Regions from separate parts of the Homo sapiens genome. Here regions 1, 3 and 4 are each linked to region 2. The links are chromatin loops, found by intact Hi-C in ENCODE. Cell type or tissue: HepG2. All regions are shown on one strand. Links, peaks and the distances in the headings refer to the core of each region. The heading gives the core; the rest is flanking DNA.

What was found. Hi-C counts contacts between places; a loop is a spot of excess contacts. Peaks named below come from ENCODE experiments on the same cell type or tissue, not always from the same donor. Only the 100,000 strongest peaks of a DNase experiment are listed, where the experiment ranks them.
Region 1: a loop joins it to region 2, with 2.5 times the contacts of the local background. A loop is called at or near these places in 8 of 110 quality-filtered maps.
Region 3: it touches region 2 in a loop (5-fold over the local background); 3 of 110 quality-filtered maps call a loop at or near these places.
Region 4: a loop joins it to region 2, with 13 times the contacts of the local background. A loop is called at or near these places in 15 of 110 quality-filtered maps.

The regions. Positions count from the first base shown.
Region 1 is chr13:74,226,083-74,232,244 of GRCh38, forward strand. It overlaps LINC00402 (long intergenic non-protein coding RNA 402), which reads left to right and starts at 5,362. Exons shown (of 2, transcript NR_144451.1): 1 at 5,362-5,670. It also overlaps a transcript of KLF12 not described here. RefSeq lists an enhancer at 1,842-1,986 and a cis regulatory region at 1,908-1,921. In HepG2, for the core only: no CTCF peak of the experiment used is centred there; a DNase peak (open chromatin) is centred at 1,899; H3K4me3 peaks cover 395 bases.
Region 2 is chr13:74,284,940-74,288,939 of GRCh38, forward strand. LOC105370259 (a long non-coding RNA gene) reads left to right here and starts at 3,131. Exons shown (of 4, transcript NR_187797.1): 1 at 3,131-3,280. It also overlaps a transcript of KLF12 not described here. RefSeq lists enhancers at 1,950-2,450, 2,773-3,067 and a silencer at 2,146-2,205. In HepG2, for the core only: a CTCF peak has its summit at 2,172 (motif pointing left); DNase peaks (open chromatin) are centred at 2,222 and 2,912; H3K4me3 peaks cover 898 bases.
Region 3 is chr13:74,165,357-74,171,920 of GRCh38, forward strand. It overlaps a transcript of KLF12 not described here. Among named protein-coding and RNA genes, the nearest start is that of KLF12, 34 kb to the left of the region's middle. In HepG2, for the core only: no CTCF peak of the experiment used is centred there; a DNase peak (open chromatin) is centred at 3,085.
Region 4 is chr13:74,020,400-74,026,869 of GRCh38, forward strand. The region is part of intron 1 of KLF12 (KLF transcription factor 12); the gene reads right to left. Among named protein-coding and RNA genes, the nearest start is that of KLF12, 110 kb to the right of the region's middle. RefSeq lists an enhancer at 6,404-6,470. In HepG2, for the core only: a CTCF peak has its summit at 4,132; a DNase peak (open chromatin) is centred at 4,702.

The DNA of each region.
Region 1 (6,162 bases), core at 1-4,000, 59 kb before region 2:
AGATAAATGGTGGAAATAGCTTTTTTTAAAGGAAGTTAATTTGGGAGCTGTGTAGAGGATGGCCTCGAGGAGACAAATACAATAAGATTAGATAGAAAACAAATGTAATAATCCAGGTGAGAATTGATGGAAATCTGAAATAAGAAAAGACAGTGACTTGGGAAGGAGAGGAGGCGACAATTCCAAGAGAAGTTTCTGAGCAAGAATGGGCAGGACTTGCTAATGGTTTGGCTAGACAGTTCCAGGATGAAAAAGAAATAGAAGGTGTCTTTGGAATTTCTGGCTTGGGAGACTGAATGAATCTTGAAAGACAGTAAGGGAATAGGTTAGCAGAGAGGGGAAGATGTGCTTGATCTTGGATGTGTTCATTTAACAAGTTTGTGGGACATCCATGTGGGCATGCCCATTAGGCGGTACAAAATATGAATCTCTGCTGGGCAGAAAGACAAGGGATGGAGTTTTGGTAAACATTAACAAATAGATCATTATAGAAGCTATGGCCTTCAGTTAAAAAAATCAACCCAACCCATATCCTAGTTTATCTTCTATCTGCCTTCAATATGCTTTAAAGAAAATTGTGAATTTTTTTCTCATACACTCTTTCCATAGTGTATCAAAATGAGTCTGCACATACTTTTGCAATTAAGCCAGAAGATTGCTCTATGATAATTATTAACGCTATGTTTCTCCAGCTAAACTGGGAAAGGTACCCTAACTTTCATTCCTCAACATTCTGCCCTGATACCATACGTTACATATAGCAGACTCCCTCTCCTTCTAGACTAGTAGGGATTGAGAAACCATAGTAGTCATTTGTTTGTTTCCCAGTGTACCCACAGTCCCAGTGAAAGAGTCTCCTAACAGATTTCTTTGCCTCCAGTCTTCCCCACTCCAAGGTTTTCTGCATACTGCTCAGACTCTTTGTCTTAATTAAGCACTGGTTTCGTCATGTTTCTTCACTGTTTTGTTAACAAATCCTTTAAGCCACTTCCCATTAATATTATTTTTCTTTGACTCTTTTATTTCCAATACACCCTACATGGGTAGCATCACTTGCCTTTCCTCAAACATGGCTCTCTTCATCGCCTGTGACAGTGCTTTTGTTCCTTCTACCCAGAATATTCTTCCTATCTGTCTATTCTTGTCACAATCCTCTTAATCTCAAGGATGGCTCAAATATCAGCAATCTGGACTCCTGCAGAGTGTTGTACCCCTGTCACAGGATTAAACCACATTTTGCCTTCAATGAGTGTGTTTGTGGTTAATATCACATAAACTCTTGGAGAAAAGGCCTGTCTTGTTCATTTTTGTATCACCCCAAATTGAATCATGCAGCCTCTTACAGAGTGGTTGTGCAATAATAGTAGATAAATTTTCTACGTCTCTTCATATTTTTTTCCTCTTTAATATTGTAAAGTCACATATAATAACTTATTTTCAGTGGTGTATTCATTTTGATTCCTTGGCCAAAGTTTTTTCTATTTTTAGTCAAAATGGCTCCTTGCTTAAAGGTTTAACTCTTTTACCTCCATACATAGGCTTAGCAAACAATACATAAGAATCCCCGTGGTTATAGAATCAGCTCTGCACAAACCTAGGCTTCTCATTCTAAAGTGGAAAATATTAGGAGAAAGTGGGCAATTCATGGAAACATAGAGTTTATTGTGATAACAAAAACCTAGTTTTATATTTAAGAAAATAATTCCTTTAGAAGTTCCCGATTTCTCTGGCAAAAAGAACAAATAAAAACATAGTCCAACCAAATGAGGTTTTGGGTTGATATATCAGGATAACAGATAATATAATTTTTTAAGAAATGTTTTCAATTTTCTAGTTTTTCTCTTTGGTAGAAGAATGTTTAGTCAACTTTCGTGGACCTTAGACGAGCCAAAGATCAGTATGTTTAAGTTAATCAGTAACTTGAAATGCCTTTTTCTTGTGTTTGGGAGAAAGAAAAGGAGACAGATTGCTGTGGAAATATAAGATGTTATTTCTGCGAAAATACTTGTATCTTTACCAATTTTAAATGTCGGTTTTCTTCTCCCAAAGTTTATTTTACCTGTCTACTTGGATGAGCTTCAGAACTATCTATGTCTGAGGAATATTATCTTCCTCTTCTACATTTTGCTGTAGAGCAAACTTTCTGCACCGTATGTTAAAAAATCTGAAACTATATTATATAGTAGAAACAATTCAAGACTTAACTTGTAAAAAAGTCATGAATTAAAGTGGAATGAAAATAATATATTTTGAAAAAGCAAACCAATGAGAGCTGGACATGTTAGGTTTTAAAATAATAGGTTCTATATCTTTAATCATTGAAATAATATTTATACACTATTTTCCTATAAAATATTACATATTCATAAGATTTTAGAATAGAATGGAATTTTGAGGTCGCCTAGACCAGTTGCATCACTTTGTGAGTAAGGAAATATTAAGCTTAGAAATGTTAAGTCCCCTTTTCAAGGTCCCACAGAAATCAGTAGCAGAGCTTAAATGAGAATTTAACTTGTCTGATTCCAAATCAGTGGCTCTTTTTACCCATACTGTGATATCTATATTGTCTGAATTCAAAACTTGGATGTATATTATGACAATCTGATGTGACTTAAATGGAAACGATGGGACAGAATACTTGAAATTGAAACTGGACCCCCAAGTCAGGACACTGGATAAAAAGAAGTTTATTTGTGTCACAGTTTATTTATGTCCCCTAATGTATTTTTCTTTAAAAAAAAAGTAAAGATTAAATGCTAGTGTTTTATCAATTTGCATGGTCTTCATTAAATTGAAAAAAAAAACACACCAGAAAAATGAAGGAAATCAAACACTGCTGCTCCAAGCTTAGGGAATAATGTTAATACCATTGGAATCTACATCACCAAATACTAAGAACCCTCAGTACATGAAGCCAATCAAAGTTAAATACAGTGGATCTTTGTGTTCTATTAATTTATATGCTGAAACTTGTAATGGTGCTGACTACCTTAAACAGTAAGACAAACAAGGAAACATGCCCTTTTAGAGTTGTGAGTTGGGATAGTACTGGATATTGAGCAAATATAATTATGTTGCCATTTCTCTGGCTTTTTGATTCTTGGAGCAAATCATCAAAGTTATGTATATGTCACTTTTGTGTGAAATTATAAGGGGGATAGTCGTTAGGAATGAAAGCTTTGAACCAAGATAAAAATACATAATAAGCAATGTGTCCCTAAATATTTTGAAGAATACATTCCTAAAGAGTTAAATCCTGGCCAAAAACAAGTCCTTTGACTCCTGTATTTATTATTCGTGGTTTTGAACATGCCAGGTTCACGAGTTCTACCTGCACTTGGCAACAATTCTGTACTTTCCTCAGCCCCATGGTGTGCTCAGCTGCTTGTAAAAAGTAAGGAAGCTCTGGTGACGGTGATGCATGGTAACAACAGTTTTTATTCCTGTCAGACTTGAAAGGGTGAGAATTTGGAAAAGGTAAGAGTTTATGAGATAGTCTTAATTAAAGAAAACTATTCACTTATACCAACACTTGGAAAGTTATCTAAAATACTAACTACTTCTTTTAGGTTGGAAAAATTAGAAGGTAACTGTTCCTTTCCATTTTTTCATAGGTACTGTGGGGCAGCCCAGGAGCCACTAACAACCAAGGCCTGCACCGGAATAAGCTACAAGGATTGGTTTGGAAGGCCAAAAACCTCAGCTGACCCTAAGTCAGTTCTGCTTCTTATACAGACTATTTCAGTCCCGTCTCCCCAGTGTTACCAATGTTGTGTTTCCACCTAATCCTAACTCCTTATCTTCTAAAATGTGACATGTTTCCTTGGCTCTTCAAAGCAAAATGGAAAGAGGGAGAGATTCAAATCCTAATGCTGTCACTTAACTGTGTGAAGATGGGTAGATGAGGTACATTACTTAGTTTCTCTGAGCTGTACTTTTCTCATTTTTAGAATGAGATGATAACACATGATATGATTTGGCTGTGTCCCCACCCAAATCTCATCTTAAATTGTAGTTCCCATAATCCCCATGTGTGTTGGGAGGGACCTGGTCGGAGGTAATTGAATCATGGGGGCAGTTCCCCTGATGCTATTCTTGTGATAGTAAGTTCTCACGAGATCATATGGTTTTATAAGGAGCTTCCCCCTTCACTTGACTTTCATTCTTCTCCTTCCTGCTGCCACGTGAAGAAGGACATGATTGTAAGTTTCCTGAGGCCTCCCCAGCCCTGCAGAACTGTGAGTCAGTTAAACCTCTTTCCTTTACAAACTACCCAGTCTTGGGCAGTTCTTTATAGCAGCGTGAGAATGGACTAATACACGTATCTTTAAGTTTTCTGTGGTGAAGATTAAGCATGGCAGACACAGAGTATGTACCCAATAAATAATAGGTATAATTGTGCTCATCCACACTCTCATCAATTACCTGGCAAAAATTCTATTCAAGGGCTAGGACTCTGCTACTCCACTCCAATCCTCTTCAGTTCCACTATGTTTACCTCAGTTCCCCAACCAAATGGGTAACAGCTGGTTTTGCATGAAAGTGAGCAACTATGGAGGCAGAGGATTGTCTCCTCACGTACTCGGGATGAATTCTACCCCGAGGCACCACACCCTTGTTGGGCCAACTGCACAGAATTCTGTGCATGCACGACTATCAAGTGTTTATCTATTGCCCCAGAAGCAAGCTTCTCTAAACCTGGTGCTTGTTTCTCTCCTATGCTTCCATCTCCTGTTGACCTCCCTTCCAATTCTTTCCAATGTGCCTCATGGAATTTTCATTCTGTTATGAGTAACCCTCTGTTGATCTCCTAGTTTTCATTAAACGTTGTCTGTGCTTCAAGAACACTGAATATCTTTTTGCTGTGTTAAATCCAAAGCTTAGTCATTGGTCCTCATCTTAGTTGAATCCTCAGTACTTTCGCTACTACCACCCTTGTACAAGCTGCTACCTTTTTTTTTTTTTTGCCTGAAATGATACAGTAGTGTATAAACCAAGTATCTCTGCTTGCATCGTCATCTGCCTGTCATGTATGCTCAATGTAGTAACCACAGTGATCCTTATAAAAGTAAAGTCAGGTAAATGTCACTCCTTGGCTACTTCAGGTCAGGGACCATGTCATTTTTTTTTTTCCCTCTGTATCTCCAGGGCTTATCGCTGAAACTTAGCAGGCACTCAGTAAATATTTTGCTAAGCAGTTAAAACTAAGAGAAGAAAGAGGAGGGAGAAATATGGTAATCACTTACCACATCCTCTTTTAACCTCTTGAATATCTTACCAATGTCTTCTTTTGTTCTTACTTTCACATCATTTGATTTGATAAAACAAAACTATTATCTAGAGAGGTAAGGCAGACTTGTGAACTGGACCCGTAGAAGTTAAGTGATGTCCCTGTTTGCAGTGTCAATGAGATTGAGGGCTTGGGCTTGAACCCAACCTTCTCCCTCCAAATAGCCTGCTCTTTCTGTTATGTCATGTTTCATATACAAGTTTGGGAGCCTCCAGCCCTGACTATCCCAACATATACAACATAATGTATATGTTGTCTTTGGAAATATCTTCTGTGAAGGCCAAGCATTTAATATTACAGGAAACCTTGAAGTGGATATGGAAGCTTGGCAGCCAGCTTGGATCTTCCTAAGAGCCTCTTTCCTTCATACCATCTTCAGAGTACGTATCATTCAATAGAGACTCTCTTGCACAGGAATTATTATTATATGCTTGCAAATAGTCTCAACCAAAATCTTTAACCTGGAAATGAAGATGGGCTACTGTCTAGGAAGCCTCTGATTTTGTTATTGGTTTTTATTATCATGTTAGGTTTGTATATTAAGGAGAAAAATTGGCAGAGAGCATCTAACCTATTAAAATTAGATATTCAAAGAAATTTAGTTTTGGGGGGTCTGAATTGATAATATAACATATGGAAGTTAAAATTCTAGAAGCTATGTTTACTATATGATTTCATGGTGTAACAAGATCTGGGAGTAACATAAACTAATCTACCTTCCCTTGTAAACAATCATCTTCCTTCCAAGTCTTGCTGGCAGAGGAAGAGGTTGTGGGACAGTGTGGGAAGAAGGAGGGAGTCAGAGTTAATTTCATTATGTGCTTCCTAAAGAATGGGTTATTCAACAAAAACACTAGTAACAACAGCAACAA
Region 2 (4,000 bases), core at 1-4,000:
TTTGGGTAAGTATGAGCTCCTTTAACTGTGAGCTAATAATTTCCACTGTCATGGCCTTGAGATTGGAGGTTTATGAAAGTTTCTTTTAACTCATCAAATTTCTCTTGTATGGAGGAGGACAAGTAACTGCATGAATTGATCTTCATAGGGCACATGGTTTTTCTTGTGGGCATGTGAAATTCACTTACAACCCCTTAGAACACTTAAATAAGATCAAATGCCTATAGCCAGCCCTACCTGATTTTTTTTTTTTTTACACCATGGAGAATTTGGCTTCTTGTTAATTGCATCTGCAGTCTCAAAGCTCTTTATGGAATCTTTCATAAGTGATATTAATAGTAATGGTGGTCTTTTATTAATAATGCATAATAACAATAGCTGGCGTTAAAACAATATTAGTTAAGCGATTAGAGAAATGGCTAGAGTTGCGGTTAGAAAATAGGCCTGTAGACATCAATACTGCTAAAGTCATTTATCATTTCTCTCATAAAACAGAAAGAAGTATAATGGCCGACTAAGCTCTTAATAAAATTCTGCCACAATTGCATAACTGCAGACTGACGTTTTCATTTGTGGGAGCATCCTTGGTGGTATTGTGTGATGGGGCATCCCCAGGAGAAAGAATAGAAAACATAGGATTATTTGCATAATTTCCCTATACTCCCTGTGATTTTCTTTCATTCTTCCCCATCTGTAGTTACCATCCATAGCAGAAATGCAAGCAGAGTACCTGGTTTCTAGTCCTGGTTCTGTTACACAATGGCAGGTGATTACATGACAACATCCCTGAGGCTCAGTTTCTTTCATCTGTGAAATGGGAAGGATTATATCTATTTGATAAATATTTTATTGAGATTGCAAGGTAAAAGTGCACCTAATCATGCTTTGTAACATGCTCTAAAAGAGGTATAAGCATTTTTCTAATAATTCTCAGCCAAGCCCTGAAGCCAATGCACTTCTTTTCCAGGCTCATACCTCTGTTTCCAGCTTCTACTCTCCTATCTCTTCCTACAGTATTTCACAGGCCCTGAGTGCTCAAGTTGTCTTTTTAGGCACAAGAAATCCTCCCATACACACACAAAATTAGGACTACCCTCTCCCCAACCACTACTCTTAGCTCACTCTTTCTATCTTCCAAAGGATAACTGAAGATAAACATGATGAACAAATTCATCATAAAATGCTGAATGTTGATAGCAGGGTCATTTTACCTCTTCTTTTTTTCTCTCTCTTTCTCTTCTGTCTCTCCTTTCCTTTCTTCTCTTCTTTCTAAGAGGGTGTGCCACACTGAAATGGATGTGAGGTAATGTATACAACGAAAAGTACAGATAAAAGTACAAATGTGTTAAAACTGTAATATGATTAAAACAAGGTAGGATGTCACTATTCAAATAACACAGGATGGATGGAGAAATTATAGAAGAAAATCTAAGCTAGGGAAGCAACTGAAATTCATGACATTTCAAAATATTGAGCTTCCAGGAAGACAAGATGAAAAGGGAAACAGTAAAAAGCGTATTCAGGATAGACAAATTTTCTCTAATGTAATTGTTAGAAAAAATTTTCATATGCACATTCTTGGTGCATAAATTAGAAGGCAGGTAATACCATCCATGCAGTCTTTTTTTAAAAGTAGGGATAGCCTTCATATGGGTTTGTTAAAAAATTGTTAGCACTGATAAAATACAAGCTGACATCACGTTTACAGGGACTCCTAGGTAATTTGCATTTTTAAAGTGAGCTCTGATCTTAATCCTGAGATGACTTACAAAATCAGCATCTGTGGTGTTAGGACATGGAGGCTGATTTTGTAAGCAGAGATCTTCATCATCATAATAATTTTATGCACTTGCTGTGGCTTTGCACATGTATTTTCTCATCGTGAATGGATTCAGTGTGCCTTCCATGAGTTTTATGTCTCTGTCTGGTTTTTGGAATGGGGACTCAGTAAATGGAGGTAGAGCCTTGGAAAGAATAGTCCAGAAATCATTTAAACCAAGCTGTAGCTATCATTTTCATGTCCCTTTGAAGGAGAAAGCCTCAGAATTATTTCACATATAGCCTCTCAAAAATATTTTAAAGTAAGCTTTATAAATCATTACATGGCTCTTTCCTAGCCCTGGTCCCAAAGGTCTGGTAAGCTTTAAGTCCCTAGTGACACCTGCTGGGCAGACCTCGGCTCACTGCTGCAGGCTTTCCATCAGCCTACCTCTTCCTTAGCATGCAAAGCTGCAGGCCACTAGGTAAGGGGCTGGCTGCCGCTTCCACAGCTTGCAGCCCGTCTGCTCATTGCTCATGCAGGTGACCTCTGTCGGCAGAATCGTGTGCCAGAGTCTCCCCAGTGCTCTCTCGGGGAAATGATTTCCAACCTGTCCAGGCCCCAAGAAACAAACAGGGATCTATCAAAGTTGAGAGAGAGAGAGAGAGAGAGAGAGAGAGAGAGAGAGAGAGAGAGAATCCACCTCTATCCACCCCCAACCCCAGCCCCAATTTACTAAGCTGCTTCTTTGTCTGAAAACTCGGAGGTGAAAGATGCTACTTGAGCCGTATGTTTTGTTCAAGCACAAACCAAATTATGCTATACTTGCTTATATCTGAACATATTGGTTTATCTTACATAGAGTTTAATTGATGCAAACTTGAACTTCAGTATGTTAGATTTTCAGGGAAAACACCATCCCTGTGATTTAGATTGCTATGTTTTTCTTTGAACAAAGCAAAGAGAAGCAAGGCAATTACACCCCTGCTTCGGTTTATTTCCTTCATATTCACCAACCATTACAAAAATAGTGTTTAACCTCTTGTAGTATGACCTCTTGTGTCCTCTACTGTCCAATTGCACAATTTCTTTCTGAGCCAACATCTGCATCCTTGGACAGAGCAACTTGTGTGCAAAGTCCATGTTAGCTGATCAAGCATGGCTTTGTTTGCATTTATTCACTGCTCATCCAGCACTGCGTAAGTGGTTTTGCATATTAACTAAGTGCACAGTAACCTTCCTTTACCTCCTTAGAGCTCCACCCCCCTCCCACCCGGCCCAGGGAAATCAACACTGTTACTCGCTGAGGAAGCTGCCAAGGGGTTGCCATGGCAACTGTTCTGCTTTCAGCAGCTACTTTTCTGGTTTGAAGGGGGGAAGGAAAAAAAAACTGGGGAGAACTAGGCGGCTTTCTGATCAGAGTTCAGATAAAAAGGGTCACAGTAATTTGTGGGCACTGACTAAAATAACCCAATGGATTTGAGAGTTACCGCAAAAGAAGCAAACAGACAAACTAAAGAGGTAAGTCTAGTGGAAGGCAAATAATTAAATTATTCGGTAGTGGTCTTAAGCTGAAGCATTTCAACTCTATATCAGTCCAGCTCATCTAAGATGCTATTTTATGAGTCTTTTCATTTTTGTCCAGAGCCAAACACAGACGATGAGTTTTATGGGATTATAAACGGCAGACAAGCGAGGTAACGGGGTAAAACAGCAGCAGAGTGGGACTCTCTAACATCTGAAAGTCATTTTCCAAAACTTCATTCAGCACAGGAACAATGCGGCATTCAGGCAGAATGAGCTGAAAATGTGGGGTGCTCCAGGTCAAATCAGCAACTTCTGCACTCCTCTCAACAGGGTGGGGAGTGGTTTGCCAAGGTAGGGCAGGAAACAGTCTGATTTCAAAGGAAGGGCTAGGATTAGGCAGAAAACCGTGAAGAGTCAAGAAATGGAAGCCTCCGCAGCCTAGACTGGTGGGTTTCAGCGGCATACAGAGAGCTGTGCTAAAAGCCGCTCTAGACAACTTGTTGGTGGGATTTTGGCAGCTACCCAGAAAAGAGCTGAACAGTGATCCTTGGCTGAAAACTGGCAGGGTGGCGGCAGGGCCGGTCATGCAGCACTAGGGGAGTAGAGCCTCACCCTTCCTGCCTCTGTTCTGTCAGTCTCCCCAGTCAGCACCTGCTCCCCACTGGTCAACAAGCTTCCTGGCACTCCTCTGCATTCAAGCTTCTCTTGCATTAT
Region 3 (6,564 bases), core at 1,455-5,454, 120 kb before region 2:
GTAGCGCAATCTTGACTCACTGCAGCCTCACCTCCTAGTTCAAGTGATCCTCCCACCTCAGCCTCCCAAGTAGCTGGGATTACAGGTGCCTGCCACCATGCCCAGCTAATTTTTGTACTTTTAGTAGAGATGGGGTTTCACCGTGTTGGCCAGGCTGGTCTTAAACTCCCACCCTCAACTGATCTACTCACCTCAGCCTCCCAGAGTGCTGGAATTACAGGAGTGAGCCACCACTTCCGGGCTCATATTTTCATAGTTGCACTTGTTCCGTGGTTGCAAGATAACTGCCACATCACCAGGTTTAAATCTTCACATCAACATCACAGACAGGAGGGGATAAACTACTACTGTATTCTTTTGGAGGAGGAAGGGAAATGCCAGGTTTCCCTGATGTCTCATTAGCTACAACTCCTTCACATGCCACCTCTGGACCAACCATTCACAGAAGAGAATGAGATTATTATGAATGGCCTAGACCAATCATATCTCATTCCTTGGGGCTATGTTAGGATCCCACATTGCCTGAGGTTAGAGGACCTCTGCCCATTGCAAAATCTAGTTTCTGTTTGCAGGGAGGAAAGATATAATGACTACTGAATGGTCAACTCACAGAAAGACTTGTTACATCTATGAGATCTATTATGTATAAAATCTGGAGAAAGTGTTTAATTGCTGGTTGTTAGTTCAGGATGGATCGATTGCACAGGATTTTGAACTAATGCATAAACACCTTTTTTTTTTTTTTTTTTTTTTGAGATAGGGCCTCACTCCCATGGCCCAAGGTGGAGAGCAGTGGCGCGATCCCAGCTTACTGCAGCCTTGACTTCCCAGGCTCAGGTGATCCTGCCACCTCAGCCCCCGAGTAGCTGGGACTGCAAATGCTTGCCACAATGCTCAGCTAATTTTTGCATTTTTTGCACAGACAGGGTTTTGCCATGTTGCCTAGGGAGGTCTCAAACTCCTGGGCTCAAGGTGATTTGCTGCCTTGGCATTCCAAAGTGCTGGGATTATAGGCACGATCCACTGTGCCTGGCCAAGACCTGCTTTTTAAGACCTAAAAGACACCCTAAAAGATAACAAATGGAATGCTCTATCTAAGGATGATTCAGAGACTGAAAGCTTCCAGTAAAATCATGTGTAAGACTGCAACTAACAAATGATTGCCAGAAGTAGATACTGAAGAGTGGAATGATTACTCCTACTTAAGTAGCTCACTCCCATTAGAAAACCGACATATAAGTTCTCCCGATGTCATTTTTTATATTTTCCCCTATCTACATGTATTTTTATTACTTATTTTCTCTTTAATCCTATTTCTGCATGGATTTCCCCCCTACTTTTCTTTGTCTACTAGACTATGACTCAACCTCTACTTGTTCTAATATTAAATACACAGCGCCACACATTTGATGCTTACAGTAGTTCATTGGTATTCTTCTGCACCTTCTTTAACCTCTTTCAAATATATGCTCAAATAATTAGCTCTTCTCCCACTGAAGCTGAGTTATCTCACTGATTTATATCACCCAGGCTTCTATCATCTTCCTTCACCCAAGACGCACACTTTGGTTTTCTCTGTTCTCTCGCTGTCTTCAGAAATATTTGTGACTGATATTGTGCCTTTGTAATCATGCAGAAGCAAGTGTAGACAAACAAAACCATATTTTCTTCCTACACAAAACTAGTGCTATGTATTGATCCTTCTCTCTGCTCACCTTGAACTCTTTCATTCTAATAAATTCTAGTCTCTACTTTTACATTCACACACTTTGACTCTGTATCTTGTTTATTTTCATTTTATTCTTTGCCTCTTTATCTGTCCAGCTAAGGCATATAGAGATGCTCAAGCAAAGAATGCATTAAAGCATAATTTAACTAGCTTCCATGTGTCTAGCAGGTTCTATGGGGAGAGGAAAGCGTTGGAACATCTGGTATAACTCACTTTTTTGCTTCTAGAGGTCAAAGGGGATAGGACAGAAGAATAGCTGTTTAGTATTAGGTGTAAGGGAACCAATATAAGGTCAAGTGGAAATAGCTCCTTTTCCTAGACGCTGTTTCTAACTGGATTTAGGGAGAAAATAAAATAAACTGGAACAGTTTGGTTCTAAAGAGAAATATTTTTAAAAATCTACTTTCCCACCTCCTCTCCACATCATAAAAATTTTGATGGGATTCAAAGTGAAATGAAACGTTAGCAAAGATCTGGTGAGTCTGAGGTATTTCAAACATTAAGCCCGTCAATTTGGTACTGAAATGAATCTCTCATTTCTCTAAAAGGAGCTAATATCAACCAAGTAGCTAACATATGCCAGGTACTGTGGTTTTATACTTAATCTCGTGTTTAATTTAATCCTCTGCTGAATTCAATCCTCCATTGCATTTCATTGTTCCTGATGTCTACATCGTAAAATCATAACAGGTCTTTTCTTTCTTATTATCAAAACAGCAATGCCTCATTAAATGGGAGCAAACAGGGTACTTGTTAATTTACTTAATACATGCATATAGTTTATAAAAGTATACATTAAAGAATGCAAGACACTAAAGTTATCATGAGCATGTCTTAAAAATATGAAATTAAAGTGGAAGAATGTTTAGACAAATTGGCTAAAATCCTTATATTGTTCCCAACTGGTACATTTTTACAAGAAATCTATTAGAATTCAAAATTTTCCAAAATTAGTTGGAGGGATTATAACAAAAACAGCGTGCATCTTTCATTTCCTATATAAATTGAGGTAACTATCATTATATGAACTGGCTTTAAGCCAATGAATTGTAGCAGTATTTACCTGATCACCCATCAAGGCTTTGAAACGGTGGCTGTTTGAATTCTTTGCATCTCTGGCTGTGTTAAATGGTATCTGTGAGCCATTCTTTGCCCGTCTTCTCACAGGGGACCCAATATGCACAGCTTTAGCAAGGGGACACCCCCTTCAGCTGCTCTGCAGCCTGCTCCTGTCCTCTGACCCCTAACTGGACTCTGGCTCCATGTCTTATCTCCCTCTCCATATTACAACTTTCTTTTGGCACAGGAGTGCTTGGCTGTCAATGTTTACTTGCGTGTGCCTAACACTGACTCTGAGCTTTGACTTCTGCCCAGTCCTCATGCCAACCTGGGTGCAACAACTTGTGAAATAGTCCACTGGTGATATTCGACACAGAGACCATGTGCCTCTTGGTGAAAAGATCAAATCGTTCCCCAAGTCTGACCTAGTGCTGGCTGAAAAGGCTGGGTTATATTCAGCAAACACAGTGACTGCAGTGTGTGAGCCTTCTCAAGGCTATCGCTGGCAATTTAAAATGAGGCATGCTATTAGAAATGGAAATAACGGGTGGCAAAGAGTGAGTGAGTTAGGAGGCTGCTGAAGAATGTTTGTGGCTTTTGTTCAGATAAATCACCTATAAACAGTTTACCAGCTTCAAGAAGGTGGGTTATTTTGGCAATTCTAATCCAGAAGATACTTAGAAGATAATCGGATGCCTTTGGGAAGAATCAAAGAAGAAAAGCTTTTGTGCACTAATGTTACAAGTTCCTATAATGTGAAAGTATTAGGGATTGAAATTCATATTTGTGGAGTATTGTTGCTGCCTTGCGTTTCCTGGCTGTGCAGAGAGTACAAACCAGCCGTGGCTGGAGACAGCAATGCTTTTAATGATTTAGTTACCTTTTGGTAGCTTCAAAGCAAGAGTCTTAGATTGTATAGTTTATTCTCAGGAAATGGGTTAGTGTTTGGGAACTTTAAAAAAAAATCCATGTTATTGACTAATTATGGACGAAAGTATTATTAAGAAAATAATATTACCCAAGAAAGTATTTTAATAGAATATGGCTATGACTTTCAATGATATTATAATATTTAGAATATGCAATTTATGATGTTATTTGTGGCTGCAAGAGTTCTGTTCAGATAATAAAATAATAATCACTATTATTATGTATCTACTTTTCACCATCTAACACTAACATTGTGAAAAGTACGTCACAAATGTGATCTCATTTTTGTAGTTATTTTATTCCTGTTTTATAGATGAAGACATTGATCCATAAAAAATATTAAACAATTGCAGAGCTAGAATTAAAATCCAGGTATATCTTATTCTATTTGTAAAATGGAGAGAATAATAACTAATACAGAGAGCAATTGTGATGATTAAATAAATCTATGTATAAAGAAGCATTCGGTAAGCTTTTAAAATGATATGCAACTGGTAGATGTTATTAATATTGCTGATAGGCTTAGAAATAAGCTACCACTCTTTGCCCTTGGATAACTTTTTGAAATATTGAAGTATATCCCTTTTACATATCCCATCCTCATACTGTGTAAATTAAGTAAAAGAGGAACTATAAGCTGACAAGAAAATGCCCCTGGATCATTGAGTTATGATGCAGAAACAAAAGATAATGCCTTGAATGGCGTTGAGGAGGAAGAGACACCATGAACATGAAGATTGTCTGGAGGGTGAGAAAGCCACTTGGGAGAAGGCTGCTTGCTTCAACTTCAGGCTTGCTAATTAGTTTTACAGAAAAGCAGCTGTGTTACACTGCCCAAGGGGTCAACAGCTGCACATTTTTCACTCCACCTTTATGAGAGTCAAATTGTTTAAAAGCAAACAAATATTGCCATTTTTTTTTCTAGAAAGCAAGTGGCAGATCCACTGCTATAGTCCTTTGCCTTCATCCTTATACAGCACATAATTTTTTAACATCCACATTTACACCTATAGACACTGCAAACCACAACCATTGATATTTATGATGATGAACTCTCAAATCCCTTCTAAAAGCGTAATTACGCCCTATATGATCTGCGCAAGAAGAAGAAAGTACATTATAGAAAGCATAGAGTATATTATAAAAATGGTTTTCATGGGAAATAATTAAAATGTTAACATTCTGCTCTCTGCTTTCAATGTCAGTGTCCGGAAATATATTTAATTAATATTTACATATCACTATTATTAGCTGTTAAAATAATAGCTTACAATTTATAAAGGCTTTTATATATTTAACACACTTAACAATCTTGGGAATTGGGCATTATTATCGTTATAAATTTTCAACTTCTTTAAGAATACAATACCAGAAATATACTATCCTTCCTCAAAGGAACTGATATTCATTCTCCTTAATGTAAACCACATATATGTACCCTTGTTTTGCCCTGCATTCCCTGGCTTCTAGGAACCTCAGATTCTAATACAATGAGTATGTTTGGCCATTATATCAATCTTTGTAGTTAGCATGCTTTCTCTCTTTCTTTGTTCTGGTTTTCTATTTCTGTTTCATCAGCCTCAGATGATTATTGCATATACAAATTTTCCTAATCTGCTTCACATGTTTGAAAAAGGGTGGTATGAGAGAGCCAATAAATAAATGAATGAATAATTTGGTTCCTAGTACCTTATTTTATTTTATTTTTGAGACGGAGTCTCACTCTGTCACTCAGGCTGGAGTGCAGTGGGGCAATCTCGGCTCACTGCTGCCTTTGCCTCCTGGGTTCAAGTGGTTCTCCTGCCTCAGCCTCCCAAATAGCTGGGATTGCAGGTGTGAGCCACCATGCCCGGCAAATTTTTGCATTTTTAGTAGAGATGTGCTTTCACCATGTTGGCCAGGCTGGTCTCGAACTCCTGACCTCAGGTGATCTTCCTGCCTCTGCCTCCCAAAGTTCTGGGATTACAGGTGTGACCCACAATGCCCAGCCAGTACCTTGTTTTAGAGATAGGTGAAGTTACATGAGCAAATTATAAAGCTCGTAATCGACAAAGCTGGGCCTTCAAACCAGGTCTCCTGATGCCAAATCCCATGTTGTTTCCAGAAGGATCCATCTCCTGAGAATAGGGGAGTTAAGATTTTACTGAATTAATGCCTTGCTCAAAGAGTGAAACTATCACATTTTCTGCCCAAGTCTGGTGCACTGTTACCTCCACTATCTTCTTGAGGGTCCTTAAGCTCCTAAAAAGGAAACACAAAGGAAGGCTGCTCTTGGCATTCTCAGACGTTCCACACATCCAGTTAGGAGACTGGGCATGTTTAAAAAAGTAGGCAGTGAGCGGAGGGACTCTGGAACTTCAATTTAGCTGCTAAACACATTCCCTCCCATCTCATTCTAAATAGGAGGGAAAACCGCTTCCTCCCAAACAGTCTATACATCTTTGCCTGTGGAGGCATTGCAGCAGCTGCCACCCGGTTCTCCCTGCAGCTCAGCATGAATTTTTCTCTTTGTTGGAAAGATGATATAAAAAGTCAATGTATTATTTATAGTAGTTATTTTCATCATTACATATTCACAATAATTGAAAGGTGGAAGTAGAGTATAATGAAATGGAATGGAAAGAAAATTGTCTCCAGTAACTTCAGAAACATTTGTAGGAAATGTTCAGCTGCTAAAAAGACTCCCACAAAATACAAAAAAACAAACACTGGATCTTAAAATACCATGTAAGCCACCCACATCTGCAAAGAATTATTTCTGTTGCTATTTATTTGTCCAAAGCAATATAGTTAGTGTATAATAGAACCTGAGGGAGAATTCTCAATTCCCTCCATGTTGAAGGGCT
Region 4 (6,470 bases), core at 2,471-6,470, 260 kb before region 2:
CATCTCACTCAAGGTCTTAGCACGAATAGGAAGCTTGACAAAAGGCAATGATTTAGAATGCACTCTAATTTTTAAGGAAGTCAGTGTTATGGCCAGGATCAGGAAAAATGAACCCAAGACACATGTTTTCTGAGATTTACAATCAGGTAGAAATAGAGAAGGGCAAGGAAATAATTGTTTAGACTTTTCCATAAAAATATGGAATGGAAGGCTGGGCGCAGTGGCTCACGTCTGTAATCCCAGCACTTTGGGAGGCCGAGGCGGGTGGATCACGAGGTCAGGAGATTGAGACCATTCTGGCTAACACAGTGAAACCCCGTTTCTACTAAAAACACAAAAAAATTAGCCAGGCATGATGGCGTGTGCCTGTAGTCCCAGCTACTCGGGAGGCTGAGGCAGGAGAATGGCGTGAACCCGGGAGGCGGAGCTTGCAGTGAGTGAAGATCACGCCACTGCACTCCAGCCTGGGCGACAGAGCCACACTCCGTCTCAAAAAAAAAAAAAAAGATGGAATGGGAAGGAGACACTACTGCTGACCACTTCATTCACAATTCTGAAAAAAGGACTGACAAGTCTCATGGTTTTCCATTACCATCAAGATCCAGACCCCTCGACGTCTGCTACTACACAGCTGTGCCAAAAGCAAATTCTACCTTGGAGAAAAGGTGGTTTCATGTAAAGACGGTGAAAAGGTGGTTTCACCTAAAGACCATGCCAAGAAAAAGGAGACGTCAAAAGAAAAGAAAAAAGCATTTTGAATTAAACCAAAAAGAATGATTGGTGTCATGAGAAAAATCAGTTTGATGTGTTATTAATAAGTTCATAAAATTGCTACTCACATCAGGAATGATCAGGCATTTGACTCAATAGCATTACTCCCACTTTTCTCATCAAGAAAAAAAAAAGATGCCTTACTATAATAAATCCTATTTCATTAATTCTATGTTAGTCTAGGGCAGTAAGGGTCCTGGAAGTTGGCAGTTGATTGTAATTCCATGTTTTTGAGAAACTTTCAGTAGAAGAGGCTACAAATAGGACATGATGTTCGTTTGTGACGCAGGGGATTCTGTAAAATGACTGCTGTGGAAGGGGGAACAGGGAAAAGTTTGGCAGCATAGCATAATAGATCCAGAGGAGGGTTGCATCTGGCTAGTACAGGCATGGGAGAGCTGACTGCACACATCTCTTTACAACCCCATGACTACACTTCAGTAGCTTGAAATCCATCATAGTCTGTGTATTTACATCAAGGAAGTCAGCAAATGCTACAAATAAGGGCCTTTTATTCAGGAAGTCGCTTGCCAGTATGCCACTGGTTAGTTCCAAAGGACAAATCTCACTGATAGTCTCCTATCAAGAAAATAGAAGTGCTATAATCTACCTCAAAGGATTGATAAGCAAATTAAATAAAGCAAGAGTGCTTATCAGTAGATACACAAGAACTTCGGATAGCAATGACTATGAGTGCTTTTAAGAACTGCCATCAAGCATAGATCTCAGAACCAATCTTAAAGAATTTCACCAATGATGAGGTCTCCCTAATGTGGTCTCAAAACATAGTGATGGTCATCAGGAGGGTAGTAAAGCATGTGGACAAAGCAAGGAAATGAGTGCAGGATGAAGGCGGCTTTCATTCCAAGTCATCTACATGCAAAAGACCTGCTTTAAATCTGATCTTTTTGTGTCTTAGATATTCTAAATATACTGTCATTATGAAGGAAATGGCAACAATACTAGATATTAGTCACTAGTACAGCATCAGAGGTATTAACAACATATCTCTTAGTCAATAACACCACAGGCACAACCCAAATGACAAGTCTACAAAGTACAAGGCAGACTGCAAGATGGAGAAATAGGAGCTTCTTGGAAATAATCACATAATACGGGGGCAACATTCACTGCAAACAGAATTTCAGAAAAAAACATAATTATACAGACATTTTTATGTCCTGCACAAAAATTATCTGTACTTATGTCTATACACACACATTAAGTCCCCTCTGTACAGGCTCAATGGATTATACACAACTGAAACAGCCACCAGTGGCCACAGTCTCCCACTTCTGCCACATGGCATTTTTCAAATTTTGTCTCCCACTTCTGCCACATGGCATTTTTCAAATTTTTTCCTCTCACTGGGTATCCCCTCACATCTATACTTTTGCAACCTTACACTTTCATTCTCATTTCCTTCATGTGGGCCCAAGACAGGTTTTCCCACAGAACATGCAATGGTGCAGAAAATAGGAGGGAAAAGGGTAAATCCAAAAAAAAAAAAAAAATTGACCCCCTCTCACCCCACCTGCAGCCACCTGCACCCACCTGCAGTGACCACTCCAACCCCCCCAACATATAACGTATTGGCCGCCTCCTTTGAAGATGTCTGGGAAGGCCTTGAATTATGAAAAAGAAAGAACACAGTACAGAAGAAGGTATTTTGTCATGCTGAGATCTCATCCATCCATCCACTGTGGAAAAAAAAAAAAAATCACCGGGAGCTTCAAAACTCTCTTCGACCTAACTCTCTGCATCCCTAACCAAATGGCAGGCTGCATCCCTAACCTCTGGTGTTGGGGCTCACGCATCAGTAAGTTTCAGAAGCCAACAAACTGATTCTAATGTGCACCTGGCTAGTTCTTACTCTTCCCTCTGCACTAGTGATTCTCTGCTCTAGCTGCATATTCCAAGATTCCCTTGGGAAGTTTTAAAACATACAGATGCCCAGGCCCTACCCTTAACCCACCAGATTAGAACCTCTGGGGATGGGATCCTAGTATGGAATAGCTTTCCCATAAAATGCCAAACTGAAGTGATGGTTGAAAATGAATGTTCTTCACCTACAGATGTTTGGTTTTGTTTTTGAGAATTTTCGAGAACGTTAAAAATTACTTACATGTTTGCTAAAAAACAGACTTACAGGGGAGAAACTCAGAGACCGTGTTCTTCTCTACTTATTGGCAGGTGTATTAGTTTCCTAGGGCTGCAGTAAGGAAGTAGCACATGCCAGGTGGCTTTTAAGAACAGAAATCTACTCTCTCACAGTTATGGAGGCTGAAATTCCAAAATCAAGTTGTTGGTAGGGCCACGTTCTCTCTGAAGCCTGTAGAGCAGAATCTGTTCCATGCCTTTCTCTGAGTTTCTGGTGGTTCCAATAATCGCTGGTATTCCTTGGCCTGTAAATATATCACTCCAATCTCTGCCTCTGTGACATGGTGCTCTCCCTATGTGTGTGTCTTCTTAGAAGGACACAGCCATATTGGATTAAAGGCCACTCTACTCTAGGATGACCTCATCTTAATTCATTACATTGGCAACAACTCTAATTCCAAATGAGATCACATTCTGAGGTCCCAAAAAGGACATGAATTTTGTGGGGACACTAACCCAGGAACTAACTAGCAGGAAAGGGGGCTGATAGCTACTATGGCCAGAGCATCAGCTGTTCATTGTGAAGAGGTAGCAGATTAAGCAAGTTTCTGGTGATCTTGAAGAAAAGGGGCATGTGAAATACAGCTAGGGTTAAGACAGTTCCTAAGAGATCAAAGTGCAAAGAGATTCCAACCCCTAACAGTTTTATCACCACCAGTGCACTGGAGCCCCACTGCAACTCCTAGCCTCTGAAATATCAAGTTGTGTATGGCTTATAACTTTCAAATCCATATTTATACTGTCAGAGCTACAGCAATGCCCCTAAAAATTCATACGAAAACTCAAAACATTTTCCAATAGATACACTGTCATATACAGGGTTATCACATAATGGCAGTACCATATTCTAATTTGGGGGATACTGTAGAAGAAATAAGCTTTGTGGAATTAACCACACCTCACAGACAGATACATAATCATCAACTATATTTCAGGAGAAAATACATTCTCAATTCCAACTTCATGCTCTAACAAATATCCAACAAAATAGTAAATTCTCCATGGCTTACCAGCTTAGTTGCCCATCTAATGGTTTATGTATTTGATTGTACTCACTATATAGTTAATACAGAACATTTGTTTCCAATTTAAAAAATGAGTATACGCATCATTCTGTCATGCTCAAGAACTTATTTTTGATACACTAAGAGCCCTTAACAGTAACAGCAGCAATCAGCTGGACCACTGCCGAGAGAGGGCAGGCATGCACACACAATGAACACGTGGAGTGAAAATATTTTTCACCAAAATAGTAATTCCATAGGTACAAATTAGTTAGGCCACTGATATTTGTGTCTTCTTCAGCTTCAAGTATCCTATAAAATAATTGACAATATTAACGAGTCTGTATTATTCATTTAAATATTACTTTAAGAGAGATAGGCAACATCATTTGTGGAAGCCACATTTTGTTTCTATATATGCAAATGCACTTGAGGGGGAAAAAGTCTCTCTAAAACATAGGAAATTAGGAGAAACTCCAAGTAATCTAACAGATTTTCACTTATTTCAGCTTTAATATACTTCAAATATTTGATACTCTACAGAAACCACCCACCTCTTCCCTGACACTTTTCAAACTTTAACCACCCACTGTTTTCCTAACTATGTTAAGTTCTCAACATAAATAAGCCAATGGAATCTCCCTTTATAACCAGCTCAGAGAGAAAAAAAATCTCTTCTATTTACTAAGCTGACAGGTACTTTGATCTCTCACAGACTCATTCAGGTAACAATGTACATATGACAGAGTTTAAAGAAAGCAAACTCCTTTGGAAATTTAAAGTGTCTTAGAAGTCATGAACAAATGCAAATAAACTGAAAATGCAAAGGGGCTGTATCTCTATCACTTGCCTTTGCTTACTTTGTTTGACAGCTATGTTTCAAAGTGCAAGCAAGGAAATAAATCCTTCAATTTGGCTGTGATACTTGGAAAGAAGCTTAAAGCAGTTTAATAACAGCAGTAAGATTAAACCATAATTCTACAAAAAAAAAAAAAATCCAAAAGGTGGCAAAAGGAAGTGCCTTTATGCAAATGTCATTGCTTCCCAACTACTTCTATTTTCTAAGGGAAGAAGTCTCTGTTGCTAATCGACTCATAAAGTGTCTGAATATATCTGATGCTCACTACTGCTATAGCTTCAAGGTCATTTTAAGGTTCTTAGTTTCGCTACAAGTGGGTTGTGAACATTAGTGAGTTACACATGTTGGACACTTTGGTTTGTTCAGAGTTAAAAAAAAAAAAAAGAAAATCAGTGAGTAGTCTAAACAGATGCAAGAGTTCTGGCACTCCACTGCATAGGACATAATCATCATTTACTAACATATACTGAGGTAAGAAAGGTACCCAAGGGAATTTAGAACTGTCCAGGTTTATATACTGCCTTTTTATAAACAGTCACTGTCGTAAATATAATGTAGATTATATTGATGAATAAAGTAAATGAAACACATTTGACTGACTGGATGACATTACCAAATGACTGCAGATATAGCTAAATGATGAGCCCAGGTAGATACAAAGGCATCTTAACTTCCTCCGACTTGACAACTGTCAGATAACCACCTCTCTAGAGTCCCCATAACAGGCTGAAAACATTATTTGGTAAAATGCAAACAATTAAATAATTTGGATTTGCTAAGATTTCTCTAGTGAAACAGTTGAGTTTTGGGTACCCTAACTCACAAACTTGACATTATTAATCATCATAATTTATGCCAATTATGGATACAATGTGAAATGTCAATTTCCTATTTTTATTATAAAGATCGATTGCACATGGATTGCAAATTCATTACATGAAAAAATTAACTCAAGATTTTGAAGAAAAAAAAAAAAAACCTTTACCTTGGAGGAAAACTGGGTTCAAAAACTTAGCAATACTTCAAGTACCAAAATATATGTGTAGAAAAATAAAGAGGGATGGAAGAGGAAAAAAATCAGTTATTTCATTTCCAAAAAAGTGAAATATCTGCAAATCAACCTCTTTTTAGTTGCATGCTTCTCTAATAGAACTGTATGTAATTCCTTTATGTAAAGCCTAACTTATATAGTGAAAAAACATCACCTTGTATTATACATTTAAAAATGGTTAAACTAAAATTTTAAGTTGTATTTCACAATTTAAAAAGAAAATTAAAATAGTGATATTTAAGGTTCTTCTATTACAAAATAAGGAAGGAACAGTTTTCATCTTTGTAAGTTACATATGCATGCACATATTTCCATGTTAGATACAGTTACATGACAATATATAATGTTTTAAAAAGGGTTAAAATAGTACATTTCTGTTACATGTATTTTACTATAATTAAAAACAACAAATACCTGATTTGGATTCAAATATCAGTATCATTCACCTTGATTTCTATCCAGGGTAATCTGAAAAACATCGATTCTAACCTTCTGTAATTTGTGTTCTAGAATCTACTTACATCAATCTTTAAATTTTTTGACCACTCTACCTCAGTCCCACAGGAGACCAAAAGGTAGGAAAAAGATTCCAGGGCCCCATTTGTGCTTCAAGTCGATCAGCTAG